Linked DNA regions of Homo sapiens: all the other regions are linked to region 3. A link is a contact called in ENCODE Hi-C or POLR2A ChIA-PET data. All regions are on one chromosome and are shown on one strand. The core of a region is the stretch at or near the end of the contact, and the rest is flanking DNA. Distances in the headings are between cores, read along the strand shown. Region 1 has its middle 40 kb from the start of IFNG. Region 2 holds the start of IL26 (interleukin 26). Region 3 has its middle 26 kb from the start of MDM1.

The links. Hi-C counts contacts between places; a loop is a spot of excess contacts on that map. ChIA-PET counts read pairs that join two places held with the same protein, here RNA polymerase II (POLR2A). Pooled maps may share reads with other maps.
Region 1: a pooled map shows a loop between it and region 3 (2.7-fold over the local background). The contact joins two enhancer-like sites. A Hi-C loop is called at or near these places in 1 of 37 single-sample maps with no recorded cell type and 8 of 50 pooled maps. POLR2A ChIA-PET finds 5 or more read pairs at or near these places in 1 of 52 experiments (activated CD4-positive, alpha-beta memory T cell).
Region 2: a loop to region 3 is called in a map of naive thymus-derived CD4-positive, alpha-beta T cell, with 12 times the contacts of the local background. The contact joins the promoter of IL26 here to the enhancer-like site in region 3. A Hi-C loop is called at or near these places in 3 of 168 maps with a recorded cell type or tissue (SK-MEL-5, mammary epithelial cell and naive thymus-derived CD4-positive, alpha-beta T cell) and 9 of 50 pooled maps. POLR2A ChIA-PET finds 5 or more read pairs at or near these places in 3 of 52 experiments (A673, HEK293T and OCI-LY7).

What each region holds. Positions count from the first base shown.
Region 1 is chr12:68,117,741-68,121,213 of GRCh38, reverse strand. No RefSeq gene overlaps it. Among named protein-coding and RNA genes, the nearest start is that of IFNG, 40 kb to the left of the region's middle. Within about 2 kb of position 1,358, at least 2 of the 41 ENCODE cell types and tissues checked have a DNase peak (open chromatin) inside an H3K27ac peak, as active enhancers do.
Region 2 is chr12:68,224,080-68,227,804 of GRCh38, reverse strand. It overlaps IL26 (interleukin 26), which reads left to right and starts at 1,995. Exons shown (of 5, transcript NM_018402.2): 1 at 1,995-2,219; 2 at 2,305-2,361; 3 at 2,522-2,656. The coding sequence starts at 2,049.
Region 3 is chr12:68,356,875-68,360,457 of GRCh38, reverse strand. No RefSeq gene overlaps it. Among named protein-coding and RNA genes, the nearest start is that of MDM1, 26 kb to the right of the region's middle. RefSeq lists an enhancer at 1,683-2,194. Within about 2 kb of position 1,462, at least 13 of the 41 ENCODE cell types and tissues checked have a DNase peak (open chromatin) inside an H3K27ac peak, as active enhancers do.

The DNA of each region.
Region 1 (3,473 bases), core at 109-2,608, 240 kb after region 3:
GTTGCACTACAGTGGAACTGCTAGGAAAGTGCTGCTTTTAGCAATCATATTATATATGCTGGTGGCTCAGTTTCAGCTTGTGGTCATCTAAGATCTTCTGACTTTTTTTTAAACCTTGGCAAGCCAGGGTCTTTCTATCTGAAATGTACATAATCGATTATTTTTAAAACCTTTAATGCAGGCCTTTAACATTTATCTCTTTCAAATAGTACCTTATTAGTGTAAGCCAAATTTTCCAAACATATTCTAAAGCTAATTTCATCATTGTTTGCTTTATAGTCCTGCCTAGGACCTTACTTTTTAAGATGCCTGGTTCTCTTCCTTAGAAACTAGGGATGGCGGTGTTCCTGTTACTATAATTTGTGCATGGAAAACTAGATTGAGCTCAATTTCATTCCTGGGAAACAACAACTTTCTTAGCTAAAATATAAACCCTAACTGGAAAGCAACTGACCAGAGGTTAAGAATTGCATTTTGAAATAGTAATTGACCACAAATCAAAAGACATGTACTATTTAATGTGCTTGATTGATTTCAAGCTTCCAAATCCTCAAAGCTAAAAACTGTCATCATAATGTACTTAGTTAATGGGTGACTGTATTTTTAGAAAAGCTTTTGACAAAAGGCTAGAAAAAGACTTAAATGCATAAACCAGGGTATTTTCTTGCCTGAGTATTCCATTAATTGAGATTTTATACTTAACACCTTTTTTTTAAGTTTTACAAAGGACCATGAAATTGTGATCCCTGTGAGGTAGATGGGCTATTTTTATTTCACTTCTAAGAAGATCAAGGTATAAGGTACCTATTTCCTCGGATGTTATGAACCCAAAGAATATAATGATGACATTTTGATTTTCCACCCAGGCCTTTTGCCATGACTTTCCCAGCACTCACGTCAGATATCTTCATTCACAATTTAAAAAGAAGAGTTATGTCTCAAGGAGAAAAATCTAGGTAGGAACAGATAGAAACAGTTTTACATAGAGCTCAGCTAATTGTGTGAAGTTGGTGGTCATGAAACTGTGGGACTCTGAATGTTGGTTACACCAAGGCGCAATGTGGGCAGAAGATGCTTCCTCCAGGCAGCTTGGGCAAACTGTTTAGTGCAACACCCTTGCTGTGTAGGCTTATTTTTAGCAGAAACAGGGACCTTGAACTCATCAGCTCATTTTGAGTTCAATATGAAATCTGAACCTAGACCCGAGAAGATGCCTACCTGTGTCCCCACCCGCCCCCTTGGTGTGCTGCCAGAAAATGTTTACTCAGAGCAGCAGCTGAAGTCTGTTTGGGAACCTGCAGCCTGTGTACATCCGACTAGTGACCAAGATGCTTGGGTGTGTGCTGACTCATTTAAGAACAACTGATTTAGAGAGCTGCTGGGGTGTGGGTGTTAGTGTGCTGTGGTTCATTTTCCAGCATGCTACCAGAAAAGCACTGGATGGAAGTGGCAAATGACAAAGTCAAAACACAGTTACTGTACTGTTCAGAATATAGACAGCAATTTCCTTTCTAAATCTGTCTTTTAGGATGCCCTAGTCATTAGCATCTGGATTTGGCAATATTTTAGAAATATTTAAATATAGCTATGTTTAATGAGCACTTACCACATGCTAGGCATTTTTCTAAATGTTTTACAGGCGTTAAATCATTTAGTTCTCATAGCCACACTCTGAGTTATCTGTTCTCATCTGTCATCATGGCCATCTTGCAGTTGGGGACAGCTGAGGCTTGGGGATATGTAATTAGCTTAAAGATACCAGAGTATCTGTGGCAGAGCATGATATAAATCTAGGTCTGACTCAATGTCAGACTCAATATGACTCAAGTCTATATTGTTAACCTGTTAAATGTTACTGAGGTTTTGGTGCTATTTAAATAGAAATAAATGGGTTGTGCTTAATGTTCAGTAAATACAATTTCTATACCACTTTCTGATTTTTTTTGTATATGGATATATATGAAATAGAAGTCAAGCGTTTGTCCATTTAATCTGAAAATGTGCACTCAATTGTGATTAGGTGTAGGAAGATGGTGCGACGATCTTTTTACACGTGATGGATTCTTAAGTCTTTTTAATTCTTTCAGGTGGCTGATCTCTGTTCAGGGATATGTCAAACAACCCTTCTTTCTCCAGCAGGCAAGAGGCAGGTCTGGGTGGGACACTCTGGGCTGGGCTGGGCCTAGCTTCTGGAAACACCCAGGGATCCCTTAAGTCATAGCCTAAGTCAGGGTCCTGGGGCCATTGAGAACTCTTCATGGTTAAGAAGGGGGGATACCTGAGGGTAAGTTAATTACTCCAATGGCATAAATCAGTGTTTCAGACATACATTTAATCATCTGTAACAACTTTTGTTGACCCTATCTTAAGGTCATTTGAATCTTTTTCCAGAAGCCTATTGCTCTTGGCAATCTGAGGGATGGGGCAGTTAGAGACAGAGGGCTTTGACCCATATGTCTCAGGCCTCATCAGCATGACTACAGAATAGAGACATTTATTTATTTATTTTGTAATTGCCTAAATTACGAAATTGTGTACTCCCCTCCTTTTCTTGCCCAAATGCTAAAAACTGGAACCCCCTACCTCAACTGCTCTCTCAGTATTCTGAGAGCTCTCAGTGTCAGGTTTCACTGTTCCTCCCTCCTCCACTCCCCAGGTCTCTGTCTTCCTCTGCGCTGTCATGACCTTCGGGGCTGGGCTGCTGTGATCATCCCTGCCACCTTCCAGAGACCACTCTCATACCCTCTGCTTGATCTCAGAAAATAGACCTCTGCCCTCCTGTTTTCCAGCTTGTCTGAACTGTATGTAGCACAGGCCCTTCCATAATTCCCCGTAATACAACTGAGGCCAACCACGTAAGTATAGGCATACTTTGTTTTATTGCGCTTCGCTTTCCTGTGTTTTGCAGATATTGTGGTTTTTACTAATTGAAGGTTTGTGGTAACCCCTTATATCCACCTGGTCTATTGGCTCTGTTTTTCCAACAGCATATGCTCACTTTGTATCTCTGTGCCACATTTTGATAATTCTCATAATGTTTCAAACCTTTTCATTATTATTATATGTGTTGTGGTGATCTGTGATCAGTGATCTTTGATGTCACTATTGTAATTGTTTTGGGGCGCCGAGATCTGTGCCCCTGTAAGACAGAGATCTTAATCGATAAATGTTGTGTGTGTTCTAACTGCTCCACCAACCAGGTGTTCCCTGTTTTTCTCCCTCTTCTTGAGCCTCCCTATTCTCTGGGACACAACAATATTGAAAGCAGGACAATTAATCACCCTACAATGTCCCGTAAGTGTTCAAGTGAAAGGAAGAGTCACATGTTTTCTCACTTTAAATCAAAAGCTAGAAATGATTAAGCTTAGTGAGAAAGGCATGTCCAAAGCCGAGATGGTCTGAAAGCCAGTCCTCTTGCACCAAACAGTTAGCCAAGTGGTGAATGCAAAGGAAAAGTTCTTGAAGGAAATTAA
Region 2 (3,725 bases), core at 746-3,245, 130 kb after region 3:
TATATGGATTTTCCTTGTGTGATGATGATTTGAGGGATGTAAGGTATTTATGGAAATGTAACTACCAGAAGTTAAAAAATAGCCAGAACCCACATCAACTTAATTTATCAATATTAGCCACTTGAGTTATCAATATTAGCCACAAGTTTTGTTGGTACACACCAGGGATCTGAAATTGGCTGCTCACGGCAGTATATGGCTCTGGGAGGTGTTTTGTGTCATCCTTTTATTGCACTCTGTGTTTATAGCACAGTGTGTTAACAGGCTATGTGATTAGACAGACTTTAAGACTGGTGACCATATAAGCATATTAGCCGCAATTATCTGGTATCTACCCACCCAGTGTGTTTGTATTAATCCTCGCCCTCTAAGGGCATTTGAGCTTTTGATCCCTCCAAGTTCACACTGTTTCTTTCCAAAGGAACTTATAATACTAGGCATTCCTCTGCTCAAATAAATAAATAAATAAATAAATAAATCCCTTTGTGTATTTCATGTCCTAGTTCAAACATCCTTTCAGCCACTCCCAACTGAAACGACTTCTTTCTTTTTCTGAATTTCATAAAATTTCAGTGAACTTCACTCAGCACTCCCAGTCAGCTGACTTCTGCTATAGTTTTTTTGTGAATAGTTCTCATCTCAATTGATAGGGTGTGTCGTTACCAGTGATCTTGCTCCTGGGGAAATAAGGCTTGGATTCTTCCAAGAGATCCACTCATGTTTTGAAACAGCAGACATCAGTCCAAGCATTTTTCTTATTTTCCCTTTTTCTTCTTGGTTGTTTTTTTTTTGTTTTTTTTTTGTTTTTTTTTTGTTTTTTTGACAGCCCTGCTTGCTTTCATTTGGAATTTAGTCTTGGGTTCTGATGCTTGTTATTGACTGACTAGTTTTGATGACTCTCTTAACTCACAACCAGATTTCTAGTGTTGACTTATCCCTGATACACATTAACTCTATTCATTCTAGGCTTTAGTGACCTATCTCTGCTTCTCAGAATATGACTCTGGGCTGCCCTCTTCTTATATTGGGGCTGCTACCCAGAATGAGCCATATTTACTGTCTAGGAAGAACTGGGACAGAAATGAGGATGGGAGTTTATGGAGAATCCTCCTTGGTGGCTCCCTCATACCTAGCACTGGTTTTTGTGTAGGCAAGTCTTTAATAAAAATGTGTGAATGGAAGAAATTTAAAAAATAAAGCAGTTATGGTAGCACGTCATGATGTGACAAAAGTATTTACTCAATTAATAATGGATGCACTTCTTTAGATGAGGTGCCATGGTAGATGCTGTATTCAAAGGTGAAAATATACGGTCTCTTTCTTCAAGGAATTTGCACTCTCCTGGAAGTTGGGAGTTATAAGGAAAGTCTGAGTGGTAAATTTGGACAGAGATGACAGAGAACTTATTACATTGTGGACCTTAGTCCCAGGTCCAGTTCCAAACATATCTTGAATATGTTAAGGGGAGTTACTGTTTCTGCACTGGAAATGTTCTCGCTGCTATCTGCAGAATAATGGCCTCTGGGGGAAGCTGGGTGAAGGATGTGGCAAGCAATAAACACAAGACCCATTTGAATCGTGAGCAGATTTCCTGGGGCTGCCCATTTCTACCCCCTTGTTAAATTTTTTCTGGGATTCTGGTTAGAAAAGGAGATTTTTCACATGGGGTTTAAAAAATTATGACACAGCCCCCTGGAAATCATCCTGTTTTTATTGGCATGCCTTTTAAAATAATGCAAGCTGCTGTGATAGGCAACTGAAATTCTGAATTCTTTTGGAAATGAGAACGCAATCTTACCAGTAAGGCTGAGCTTTTAAATAATGTCAGTTGATGGTGTGATCAGCGTTTTTTGACTATGAAGCAAGCTCTTAAAAAAATAGAACAACCAAAGTGATCTTCCTCTATATAAACTGTAAATTATCTTTCACAGCACCTCATTGGACTGGTGGCTTTGAGGGCTACATTAAGTAGGTTATCCTCTCATCTAACCGGCATTAGTATCTCTTGGGCTGCTGTGAGTGACACACGCTGAGTGGGGTGAAGGGAAATGCTGGTGAATTTCATTTTGAGGTGTGGGTTGCTGTTAGTCACTCTGTCTCTTGCCATTGCCAAGCACAAGCAATCTTCCTTCACCAAAAGTTGTTACCCAAGGGGAACATTGTCCCAAGCTGTTGACGCTCTCTATATCAAAGCAGCATGGCTCAAAGCAACGATTCCAGTAAGTATTAGGCTCTGCTTAAAATCATGACCTCAAGGACATTTACAATCTTGGATACAACTTATTTCTCTTTGTATTATTGTAGGAAGACCGCATAAAAAATATACGATTATTAAAAAAGAAAACAAAAAAGCAGTTTATGGTAAGTCAGAAAGTCTTCTTCTTTTTTACATTTCCACTTATTTGATGTTTATTTCCCCCTGCATTTAAATTTTTTTCAGAGAGTAATTAAGTAATGATCGGGGGACATTAAAAAACGATTCATAATTTACCATATGCAATTTCTTGTATCTTATTTTTAGAAAAACTGTCAATTTCAAGAACAGCTTCTGTCCTTCTTCATGGAAGACGTTTTTGGTCAACTGCAATTGCAAGGCTGCAAGAAAATACGCTTTGTGGAGGACTTTCATAGCCTTAGGCAGAAATTGAGCCACTGTGTAAGTATACACAACAAATACTGTGCATTTGATCCTAGAAACCTGTTTAGAAGTCAGCATGTAAGAATCTGTCTCACACCAAAGGGTGAGTAAAACGAGCTTTGTAATTGTTGGCTTGTAGTCCAAATGGAGAGGTCATCACCAGGGAAATAGCATTAAATAACTGTACATTACTCAGAATGCTGCTATTTATTATTTCTTAAAGAATGGCTCATAAAACACACTGAAGAGAGCTAAAGTAACATGACATGGTTTTCAAATAAATACTTTAAAATCATTCTCTCATTATGTGATTCCCAAGTAATCCATTCATCCATTTAATATTTCTTGAGTACCAACTTTGTGCCAAACACTATTCTAAGTCTCTCTTTCTCTCCCTTCCTCCCTCTCTCCCTCTCTCCCTTCTTCCCTCCCTCCCTCCCTTCCTTCCCTCTCCCTCCCTCCCTCTCCCCTTTCTCTTCCTCCACCCTCCTTCCCTCCCTCTCTCTTTCTTTCTTTTCCTTCCTTCCTTCTTTCTTTACTTCCTTTTCTTTCTTTCTCTCTCTCTTTCCTTCCTTCCTTCTTTCCCATAACAATAATAACTAACTGATGCCCTTTTTCTTATTTACTTATGTTTTTAAAAAAATATTTGTGCCCCTTTTAAGGCATAATCTCAGTAAAAAACTTAAAAAGGGATAGACATGCCTTCTTTGGTACCTAAATTATTTGATGCCTCAGTATGGTCACTGTCATAGCAAGCAGTGGAGAATTAATTAAGAAGGTAAAAGTGATCACATTTCTATGAAAAATTCCACAGCAATAAAGACCAGTGCAGAAAACAAAACAAAACAAAACAAAACAAAACAAAACAAAACAAAACAAAAACACTGAGCCAGAATCTGTGCAATGTTAGTCGAGTTGCCTCTGTGGGGAATATTGAAGCTTTTCTGTGCCCTTGGTTGGGGTCCAAGTATGCTTTCTCCAGCCTCCTGCAGTTGTAGCTTGCAGATGGTACAAAGGTTGGGTTGGGAGCCTTATTGCAATCCTTGGGAAGCCAGTTGGAAAGGAGCTCTTCATCCTGGGCATCATG
Region 3 (3,583 bases), core at 213-2,712:
TTCCACTTCAGCCTCCCAAAGTGCTGGGATTACAGGTGTGAGCCACCGCACCAGGCCAGTGCCTTTTTTTTTTTTTTTTTTTTTTTTTTGTGGAGATAGGGTCTCGCTATGTTGCCAAGGCTGATCTTGAACTCCTGGCTTCGAGCTATCTCCTGCCTTTACTTCCCATAGTGTTGGGATTAAAGGGGTGAGCCACTACACCCAGCCAACTTTTGACTCTTTCAACAAATGAAATCCACTTTCAGAAAGAATGCTGTTGTGTTAGCACTGGGTTTTCAAAAGATATGTGTCAATTTTAAAAGAGGAGCTTCCAAAATGGTTTGCATTATTAAAATGGGTGAATACTTTGAAAGGGATAATAACTCATTTGTGTGTCTATACATGTGTGTTTGCTTAAAAAAATCTGCCCTTGTATTTATTGTCACATCTCATATATTTAATTTATTTAAATATAGGACAATACAGGGAATTTCCTGTTAGAGTTACATAGTTGGAAAATACCAAATTGTCTGTATTTCTTCACATTTCATCACTAGGCATCCAGATAGTCCTAGGCAAATCTATGAATTATGCAAAATGTGTCTTGCCACATCCCTTTCTTTCAGCACTTCCCTTTAATTATTTCTCCATCTACACTCTCCTCTCCTCATTCAAAAATGCCAAGAGCTTGGTGACCCTCTGCAGCCATATGCAGAGTCCTCAAGTTCAAGGCCCTACCCTGTCCTGTCCTTTCTGGGTACTCCTTTCATGTGCTCTAAAATCATTCCTCTTTTTAGCCATTCAACTAAAATTTTATTCTTGTAGAATAACCAATGACATGTAACGTTCCGGAGAAAAGACAGCAGAGAAAAGTAATCCACATTAAGGTGTAAATGACTAACAGCTCTAGCTTAATATAGAGATCCTGACAGTGGCAGTGATATTTAGAAAGAGAAGATTATTAGGTCAAAAGAAGTATATTCTTTCTGGCCTGGGTCCCATTCTTGTCCTTTCTCGACCATAATAGATCCTGTGTGGGGAATTTCTTGTCCTACTTCAGCTCATGCAAATCTTGTATCTGTGGTTGTACATTATTCTTTGATGACATCAGAGACCTACTTCTGCTTTTGGCATATGATAGGGGACACTTGTTTATTTTGGTTGGGAAAGGAGGAGATTGTTATAGGCACTGATAGGGGTATGGGGGCCATGTTTCCCAGGGGGATTCCAGGATGTGTCCATGAGAAACGCATTTAATATATTATTTGGGAAAGGAGTGTTTGTTATTGTTACAGTGGTTTTGCTTGATGATTTTTGTTTTTAACAGTGAGAAACTGAAAATCTTCTATGATCATCTTGTTGCCTCTAGCAGTGCTTTTGACTTATAGAGTGTGTGTGATTCCCTGAGATACCAACTTTTCTGCCAGTTTCAAAGTTTAATAGTATTTGGGGCATGCCACCTAGCGGTGATAGCTTTTGGTTTCTTGCTCATTGGAGGAGAATAAATCAAAACCCTAGTAAATCAGTCTCCTAGACTTGAAAGCCACATGGGAGGCCATCTAGGTCATCTGTTAGCTTTTGCGTAAGCAGGCAAGTAAATCACCCTTTCTGTGGATCTGAGACAGAAAAATCAGGGCATCTAAAGCCCCCTGGGCTCAGAATTCCTCCGGCTCCCAGTTCCCCCAGTGAACTTTGAATGTTTGTGGCCTGCATGGCTGAGACGCGACCCTGTATCTCCGCAGGCATTTTGGCAATCCCAGCAACAAACGCATGGAAGACAAGGCTCCTCTGACTCTGAGCCCTGACTTACCTCGTCCTCACTCTGACCTGTTTTCTCCCTCTCCCTTCCCCCACTCTTGGCTTCTCCTTACCCTCTCCACACTCCCCACTGCTTTTAGTGCCTTCCTTCCATTGTCATGCTTGATGGACCCACCATACAATACTTTTTTTTTTTTTTTTGCCATAGCTCCTTTTAAAATTTCTATTTTAACTTTCTGTCCCTAAATAGAAAAGGATAAATGCTTAGTACAGAAAAGTTTGGTAAAAACCCTTTTTGTGTCTGTGTGTGTGTGTGTATGTGTTGAGTGTTTTTTAAAAAACAAAAATAATATAAAATACTATTCACTTAGTAATAGATCATGAGCATTTTCCCCATGTTAATAATGTTCTACTCTAGGATTTTAGTAACTGCATCACAGGATATACCAGAATTTACTTCATTACTGTTAAATTCTAGGAAAGTGAGAATGATAGGAAATATTTTTAATTCACAGTCACGTTCAGGTCACACTTTATTGAACATTGATTGTGTGTTATGCTCCTGTATAAGCCATTTTTACATTCATAAGTACTTTTAACTTTCATAAGATCTCTGTAAAGGCCGGGAGCAGTGGCTCATGCCTGTAATCCCAGCACTTTGGGAGGCCAAGGCAGGCAGATCACCTGAGGTTGGGAGTTCAAGACCAGCCTGACTAACATGGAAAAACCCCCGTCTCTACTAAAAATACAAAATTAGCCAGGTGTGTTGGTGCATGCCTGTAATCCCAGCTACTTGGGAGGCTGAGGCAGGAGAATCACTTGAACCTGGGAGACAGAGGTTGCAGTGAGCTGAAATTGTGCCATTGCACTGCAGCCTAGGCAACGAGCGAAACTTGTCTCAAAAAAAAATTTTCTATGAGGTAGGCATTGTGATGCCATTTTACAGAAGAAACTTGAGGATCTGAGAAGCAGCTTACCCAAGATCACATGGTTTGGAAGGAGGAAACACAGTAAAATTTTGTTCTCTGGATTTATAGTCCCTCAGCCACTTCCTGAGGTCCCAATAGATACTGAATGTGAACATAGCTTTTCTGAGCATTCTTGCTCTTTGTCTTCAAGATGGGAACAGAGAGAGACCCTTGAAAGGAGATTAGTGTTAAAAGGCTTTAGAGTCAAGTTGGGGATTGCAAAATAGGGTATGAGAAAGTGGAAGGAGAGCTACCTAGATAGGGAAGCCTGCGTTTTCATAGCCTCAGGAATAACTCTTGCTAAATGCTCTATATACATTATCCAATTTTATCCTCACAGCAACCCTGGGAAATACATACAAATATAATTTTACTTTACAGATGGAGAAAACTAAGATCAGAGAAGTAGTTGGTCTAAGGTCACTTTGCTGGCAGGTGTCAGAGGCAGGATTAGAACCCAGCTTGTCCGATTCCAAAACTTCTTCAACTGTAATATGAATTTCCTCTCCAGGTTAATGAGTGTCCTAATCATTCTAAGAATGAGTAGTAATAAGAATTTTATAGTGATATAGTCATAGGCCCCATCCCTGGTTTTGAGGGTGTGTTTGAAGGGGGGTTAATGGAACAGATGAATGAAGTAGGGGGAAGAGGGGGGAAGAAGAGTAAAGTGAAACAAAGCCCAGAAAAAAAATTAAAAAGCCTGAAAGAATGCCAGTTGCAATAAAAGCAACCCATGGGGAAGACAGACAGGTAATCTTTGATGCAAAACATTTGGAAAACAATGCTCAGCTGTTGAAAAGGCTGAAATTTCTGTTTTCTCATGTTTTATAATTAAGAAGAAATCTAAGAACACTTGTTAGAAAGTTTTTTCTCCAGTG